2 separate regions of the Homo sapiens genome follow, and region 1 is linked to region 2. The links are chromatin contacts, found by Hi-C or POLR2A ChIA-PET in ENCODE. All regions are on one chromosome and are shown on one strand. Each heading gives the region's core, a stretch centred on a gene start or an enhancer-like site at or near the end of the contact. The rest is flanking DNA. Distances are from core to core; before and after follow the strand shown.

What was found. Hi-C counts contacts between places; a loop is a spot of excess contacts on that map. ChIA-PET counts read pairs that join two places held with the same protein, here RNA polymerase II (POLR2A).
Region 1: a map with no recorded cell type shows a loop between it and region 2 (12-fold over the local background). The contact joins two enhancer-like sites. A Hi-C loop is called at or near these places in 1 of 37 single-sample maps with no recorded cell type. POLR2A ChIA-PET finds 5 or more read pairs at or near these places in 2 of 52 experiments (H1 and PC-3).

Annotation. Positions count from the first base shown.
Region 1 is chr14:71,590,691-71,594,313 of GRCh38, forward strand. The region is part of intron 5 of SIPA1L1 (signal induced proliferation associated 1 like 1); the gene reads left to right. Among named protein-coding and RNA genes, the nearest start is that of SNORD56B, 190 kb to the left of the region's middle. Within about 2 kb of position 1,406, at least 4 of the 41 ENCODE cell types and tissues checked have a DNase peak (open chromatin) inside an H3K27ac peak, as active enhancers do.
Region 2 is chr14:70,907,845-70,911,661 of GRCh38, forward strand. PCNX1 (pecanex 1) reads left to right here. Exons shown (of 36, transcript NM_014982.3): 1 at 1-159. The coding sequence starts at 7. Among named protein-coding and RNA genes, the nearest start is that of PCNX1, 2.3 kb to the left of the region's middle. RefSeq lists silencers at 1-267, 428-767. Within about 2 kb of position 2,512, at least 2 of the 41 ENCODE cell types and tissues checked have a DNase peak (open chromatin) inside an H3K27ac peak, as active enhancers do.

The sequences.
Region 1 (3,623 bases), core at 156-2,655, 680 kb after region 2:
TATCTTCTCAGAATAATTTTCTGAAGTTTATATTTTAGAAATTACATCTCTGTTACACTGTCCTTTAAGGTACAAGGTTTCTCATTCTTGCCAACTTGGCATTTGGGGGTGCGATGATTCTTTGTTGGGGTAGCGTGGAGTAGGGGGCTGTCCTGTGTATTGTAGGATGTAGGATGCTTAGCAGCATCCCTGGCTTCCACACTATTAATGCCAGTAGGTTTTCCTCCTCCCTCTAGTTGTGACAGCCTAAAATGTCTTCAGGCATTGCCAAATGTCTCTTAAGAGGTAAACTAACCCCTAGCTGAGAACCCCTGCTTTACTGTACCTGTGCAAATTTTCTGCAGGTGTGTCTGAGCTGTCGATAGGTGGAGGCAAAATGGCCTCCACCCAAAACTGACACTGAAACATATTAGTTATAATCTAATTTATGTAATAATGGGTACTTTTTTCCTATTAGGCAGTATAATAATATTATTATAATAATGAACATTTTGGGTACTTACTGTGTACCAGGCACTGTACTAGGCATTTGCTATGCCACATTTTCTCATTTCAATCTCTTGATGCCCAGGAAGGTAGGTACTATTGTTAACCTTATTTTCCAGTTGAGAAAACTGGAGCTTAAGTGATAAGACTCTCATGGAGCTAGTAAATGTTGGAGCCAGGCTGTCTGAACAGAGTCATGTTCTTAATCACTGTTCTCTGATCTCTGCTAGGTTAAAGAGATGGAGAATCTTAAAGTATTTTATCTTTCAAAAGTCTGGAATAAAAATGTGAATGCCTAGATTCCAGATTAATCCTGTTTGTTCATAATAACCTCATAAATCTAATACCCACTAATCCAGTAGTTACTAACTTGAAGCATGGAAAATACCCTTTTACCCAGCATAATTGGAACTAGTGAATTGAAAATATCAACTCAAGCAGGGAATTGTTAAAAAGTATACATTCAAACTGTTTTATTATCATTAACACATATAAGAATATGTTTGCCAAACTCTTGTGAGACCAAGGGCTTTTCTTTGACAATGATTCTACTCTTTTAAATTCTTAATTGTGTTAATAGGCTAAACCATAAGAATAAAAACATAGAGACTAACAACATAATCTGAGTACAAAATCTTAGATTTCATAAATTTTTTCTCATTTTTTCATAGCTGTCCTGCCCACATTTAATCCAACAGCTTTCTTTTTAATGACTTGCCTTTATTAAGTTTGTATAAAGCCTTAGTTTTTAATAGGAACAACGTTTATCTTTTGTACTCATATTTCATCAGCTTTCATGATTAAATTTCATAATTAAAATAGCAAGTCAATTGGTATAAACAGCTCACTCTTTGTCAGCATGAGGTCCAGCTGGCAGGAACAGAAAGTATGTATGGCACCTAGGGATCACCCACTAGACTGCTAGTGCCATTGGGTATTTGTCAGCATGGTTTGCAGGGAAATTATGAGCAGTGGTTAATCCAGGAAGTTGTTCAGTGGAAGTCAGTTACACAGAGTGGTTACTGTAAGAGCTTTTCTTGGGCCACACAACTTTCAAGTCAGACAGGCAATTTGTTACAGTATGATAATATACCACAAATAGTGGCTCTGGATAACAAAATTTGGAGCAGAAATTAAGCTCTGTAAAGTATAAACTGTACATTTTAAAAATTGTTGTTTATACTTTTATATAGTATAAAACATATCTAAACAAACAACTCTGTCTTATAATAGACAACTTTGATTCACTGAAATTAGCAGACTAACTCATTTTTCCTAATCAGAACCTTAAAGCAAGTCTTCTTGTTGAAGGAGTACATCAGTGTCAGATGTAATTTATCCTCTAGCACCAAGGTGTGGCAGAGCTGACCTGGCTGTCACTCAGCCGCTTATCACCGGGTAGTTTCCATTTGGCTGCCTAATGCATTCCTGACTTCACTGTGGCTAAGTCTCAGGTGGGGAGGGGGTGGAGGGGGAGTACTTTACTAAAGTATGCTATACAGCTGATATTATATGTAAAAATCATATTTGGCTGATGAAGCTATAATCACTTTATTATTATGTTGTTTTTATAAACATTATTTTACAAATTTAGACTTCAGAGGCTATTTTAGTCCAACATAGAAGCCAGGTCCATTGCTGGAAAAATACTGGATCAGTAGAGGAATCCCATTGTTTGTATTTAGTAAAATAAGCAACATGCCATTGATGCTTTTCTTTCCAGTCCTTTCTCATGCCCACTTCTCTTTGCCATTTTGCTAGTGAGTGTATGTTTATATTGAGAACCAGGATTAAATGACAGTAATAATATAGCTAACATGCATCATGTTACTTCTTTGTACTTTATTGAGTTCCTCACTTAATGCCCATTGGACATTAAGGTGGATCTGTACTGGTGATAGAAGTCCAAGTGATAGCCACATCCTCCTTATGGAGGCACAGACTAGGCAGTAGGGCTGCATTCAGATTAACCTGAATTACTTATCTTCCTTTGAGTATGTATGTGTTTTGTGTTATTTATTTATTTATTTATTTATTTATTTATTTATTTATTGAGACAGAGTCTCACTCTCTCACCTACGCTGGAGTTCAGTGGCACGATCTCCGCTCACTGCAATCTTTGCCTCCTGGATTCAAGCGATTCTCGTGCCTCAGCCTCCCAGGTAGCTGGGATTACAGGTGTGCAGCACTGTGCCAAGCTAATTTTTGTATTTTTAGTAGAGATGGGGTTTCACCACGTTGGCAAGGCTGGTCTCAAACTCCTGGCCTTAAGTGATCTGCCTGCCTTGGCCTCCCAAAGTGCGGTATTACAAGCGTGAGCCACCGTACCTGGCCTTTTGTTTTCATTTAGATAGTCACCATGATCAGAGTACTAAGGAAATTTATAAGTGGAAAATACTAAGTTATAGAATAATTATAATGTTGCCTATATCCTGCATAGCTTGTTGAGGAGGAGACCCTTTCCAAGCCATTACTCATCTTGGTTTCTGTGGCCCCACAGGACTTCTTCAATTTTGCACCGAGTGTATAATTGTCTATGAAGTGTGTTCTCCTTGAATCCTATAGAGAGGAATGCATTAATGAAGACAGAGGAGCCCATGGGCTCTTGGCAGTGGCATTTGTTGCTCCACTGATCAACAGTGTTGATAGGCTTGTCTTCATGGTAGGTGGAGTGTTACTCTCAAAGTCAAGTTACTGAAGATGCTGTGATAGGGAAGGGCCTCCCTCTACTGCACACTGCCCAGGAGAAACACAGTATCTGGTCTGAAGCGCATCTAAGAGTATTTTCCCATTCCTTAAAAGAGGGACGACTAATGCTTATGCACCTAAATATTCTTTGGATAACTGTAAGCCACCAGATTTGATTGTTCTTACTGTTCACCTTCCTTCTCCTCCTCCTCCATTCCAAAACACATACAAATCAGGTTGAACAGTGATTGAGGAGACAAAGCACATTTCAGTTGCTGTTTTCTGTCTTTACCTCTCACCCTCTTGTAATCAGCCATCTTTAACATAGTTTCTTTAGAATACCACACTTATCTTGATTTGTACTAAAGTTACAGCTTTAGCACTCTCATATACTCTCAATTTTGCTATCAAGAGCTGTTTTTCAAGTTCCAGTCTGTCAAATAAGCATC
Region 2 (3,817 bases), core at 1,262-3,761:
GTGGGGATGGGGTCGCAGACGCTGCAGATCCTCCGACAGGGGGTGTGGGCCGCGCTCAGCGGGGGCTGGTACTACGACCCGCACCAGGCCACCTTCGTGAACGCGCTGCACCTCTACCTGTGGCTCTTTCTGCTGGGCCTGCCCTTCACCCTCTACATGGTGAGTGTGGGGGCGGGGAGCGGGTGGCTCCTTCCCCGCGAGCCGGTGGGGAGATGCTGGGGTCGCGCCCTCTTCCTCTTCCACGGGGTCTCGTCCCCCGGGGGCCGCCACCCTCTCGGTGTGAGGCTCCCCGCCCCCACTGCGTGCTCCCACTCCTCTCTTCGGGGCTTTCCTGGTTTCGGAGGTGACACGAGCAACGAGCCCACGGCAACCCGCGCCGGCCGCCCCCGCCCGCTCACTGGGAAGCGGCAGCGTCCTAGGCCCCTTCTCGGGGTTCCCTCCTGCGGCCACTCGGCTAGGCCGTCCCCGCCGGGGCCCCCCGCCCGTGGGGCTGTGTGGCAGGCGCCGAGCGCTCTGCGGCTTTAGGGGACGCCGCATCCATCCTTGGCACGCTGGGTTCCTCGGGCGCCCGGCATCCGGCACTGCCCGCCCCCGCCGCGGCCCTCGTCCGGGGCTCCCGGGAGAGGCCGCCCGCCGCCTCGCCGCTAATCCGCGTGCGGAGCCCCGGGAGCGCGGGGGACCGTGCGGCTCTGCTCCGAGTGTGTGTGGGGGTCGTCCGGGCTCGTCCTCCAGGGGTCCTGGGTGGTGGCTGAAAACCCGGCTCGGAACCCTCCTGCCTCTAAAAAACCGTTGTTGTGCTTCGCAGCGGTTCTTCTCTGTTCGGCCCCGTGGCCGGTGGCCGTGGTGCTTCCTGGCCTCCCTGGGGGGAGGGAGCGGGGAGATAACGGGGAATCTGGCTGGCATTTCAGCAGATTTGTTTGGCTTGGTTCAAGGCCTTTGGCGGATAGGAGTAGGGAGAGAGAGTACTGCCTGTTGCTGAATTCGGTGCGATCAGCTTCTCTGAATCATCTGTGTTTTTAAAGCAACATTGAAAGTTGTTAAGCGCAGTTTCTAAAGCACAGGTTAGGGTGGGGCGTTAGGGAAACTCGTGTGGACAGAGATGTTACTTAAGGCTTCATATAAAATTTTAAAGTAGTCAGAGGGGAGGAAAGGATCTGAACTTTTTATTTTAGGAGAATTCCTTTGAATGTATTTCTGCTAACTTTGAGGTTCTTTGTGGAGCTAGAGACAGGGTGCTGAGTTAGAAAATCCCGGAGGACCACTATGAGAAGTGCAAAAGGTGAGGACACCCAATTCTTCCCTAAGTGAAGTTCAGTTTCACTAATTGGCAGGAAAAGTGTCTGCTTGAGGGAAGATGTGCACATTCTCAAGCAGATTCACATTTTTCGTTGAAATTGTTTTGAAGGGACTTATTGTTTGAGGTTAAAAAAAAAAGCCATTAAGAAATGCTGATGGCTTGTGGCTTGTTTTATTAGGGGGACTTGTTCAGTCTTGTTGCATTCTGAAAATTTATCGTGAAGTATTATAATTTTCAATTAATTTTGGCCTAGGGAGTTCTATTTGCACTACTATACCTTCCAGGAATATGACATCATTAATGAACGGGTTAATTACTTTGGGTTTAAGAATCCTCAGGCTGTCACAAAATTTTCAAAGCAAATTTCTTCTATGTCCAGAAGAATTGTAGATTTAAAACTGAAAATGATTTTTGAGAGGTAAGGATTAGTTGCTGGGTCCAGTGTAAGATTTCTTTTTTAACACTTGTAGTAAACTGTGTGGTCATGGTTAAGTCTCTTTGTGTAGTTAGCAAATGTTACTGAAAGAATATTAGAGCAAATGGAAACCAGGACATTGAGTTTACTTCCTTCATTTTGGGAGTTCAGTTAAACTGAATTCTCACATATTTGAGTGTCTACCATGTACTAGACACTTTCTGAGATTGCTTCTGACTTCCTTATCTCAATTAATGGCAGTCCCACTCTTCCCAAACCAGAAGGTGCTGAGCTGTTCTTAATCAGTTCAGACCTTTACCTGAAATGGATAATAAGATGGAGAGCCTTGAGAAATGAACTTCCAAAGTTCAGTACATGCGGTTAGCATGACTGCTGGTTTTAGAGTTCTCAGCCACTTATTGCTTATGAGCAATAGGGGCTGTATCTTCAAAACCTAACTAGACGACGACTCCTCCCTCCTCCTCCTCCTCCTCCTCCTCCTCCTCCCCCTCCTCCTCCTCCTCCTCCTCCTCCTCCTCCCCCTCCTCCTCCCCCTCCTCCTCCTCCCCCTCCTCCTCCTCCCCCTCCCCCTCCTCCCCCTCCTCCTCCTCCTCCTCCTCCTCCTCCTCCTCCTCCTCCTCCTCCTCCTCGTCCTCCTCCTCCTCCTCCTCCTCTCACCAGCACCATCATCATCACGGCCATCAGGCCATCATCATTCCCTTGGTTCGTCACCATTCTCTCTCCTGGATTATTGCAGTACTTTAATGAGGTTCAATGCTTTTGTTCTTTATTCTCCACACAGACGCCTCTGTGATTCTTTCAGATCATGTCATTCTTCTGCTCTCAGGGCCTGCCCTCTCCTGTGTCTCTCTTGTCTCAACCACACACACATTTGCCGCCTTACTCTTCTTGCCAAGAAGTATGTTCCTGCTTCAGCGCCTTTGTGCTTGCTTTTCCCTCTGTCTGGATGACTCCTCTTTTCCAGATACCTGTGTGGCTGCTCCACTTTTTGCAGGTTCTCATATACGTGAGGCTTTCTCTGATAGCCTATGTGAAATAGCAACTTCCCCAGCTCTCACAAGACTCCATAGCCCACCTTTTAAAATAGTATGGTATTTATTCCTAACTGATATCTATTTATTTGTTTTTATGTCTTTCTTATCTTATTAGAATATAAGCTCTGAGAGGGCAGGAACTTAGTTTCGTTCACTGCTGTATTTTTAGGACCTAGATTAGTGTAAAGCACATGTAGTACTCCGATGAATGATTGAGAAGTGCACAAGACACAGCTTCTGCTTTCAAGGAACTTAAAATCTAGCCTGGGGGTAATGAGTTGTTACTGTTAGAACTGCTAGGAAAGGGTAAGTAAAGAGGGACCCTGATCTTATAGTCAGGGGATGAACCCTAGACCAGGGGTGGTCAGGACAGAGAATTTGTAAACATTTTAGGAAACATACTAGTAAAAGGTAGATAGTTTGAAGTATACACCAAAAATAAAGCAAAATCCAACATTTTGTGTTAAAATCTCAGACAGCCATAGGTTATTATTTGCATGCTCTTACAATAATAACTGTAAGTGATAATGACTGTTTTAAAAGTACATGTATAGGTTCTTTAACCCCGTGACCTCATGAGGTTTTGCTGTTAGTAGGCAAGTTGTGAGCTGGGATTTACACAGAGCTTTCTGAAGGCAAAGTCACTGTACAGGCTGCCTTTTATTTATTCCCCCCCAAAAAGTGCCTAAATCTGTGGAGAGATCGTACATTAAGTTAGGAAACAGTCTTAGGACTTTATAGGATTCAAACACTTTTGGTGTTTATTTAGGAGCATTTGTGGATACTTTGAAAGGTGGACTCTATATACATCAACTAGTTAAAAATCTTTTAAGTAGTGAAAATGAAGAAAAAATTTTTGTTTCTTAATTCTGATTGTCCTGTCTGTTTCCTTTAAGGTACTCATTCTTTTTTATCTAGTTACAGTGATTTTTGTACATGTCACAGATGATGAGATTTTTGGGGGTGAGTGGCATTTTTGTATGGTGGAAAGCAGATTGGAATTAGTGTCTTGATTTTTGAATCTTGGCTTTGTTATTGATTGTGTGTCCT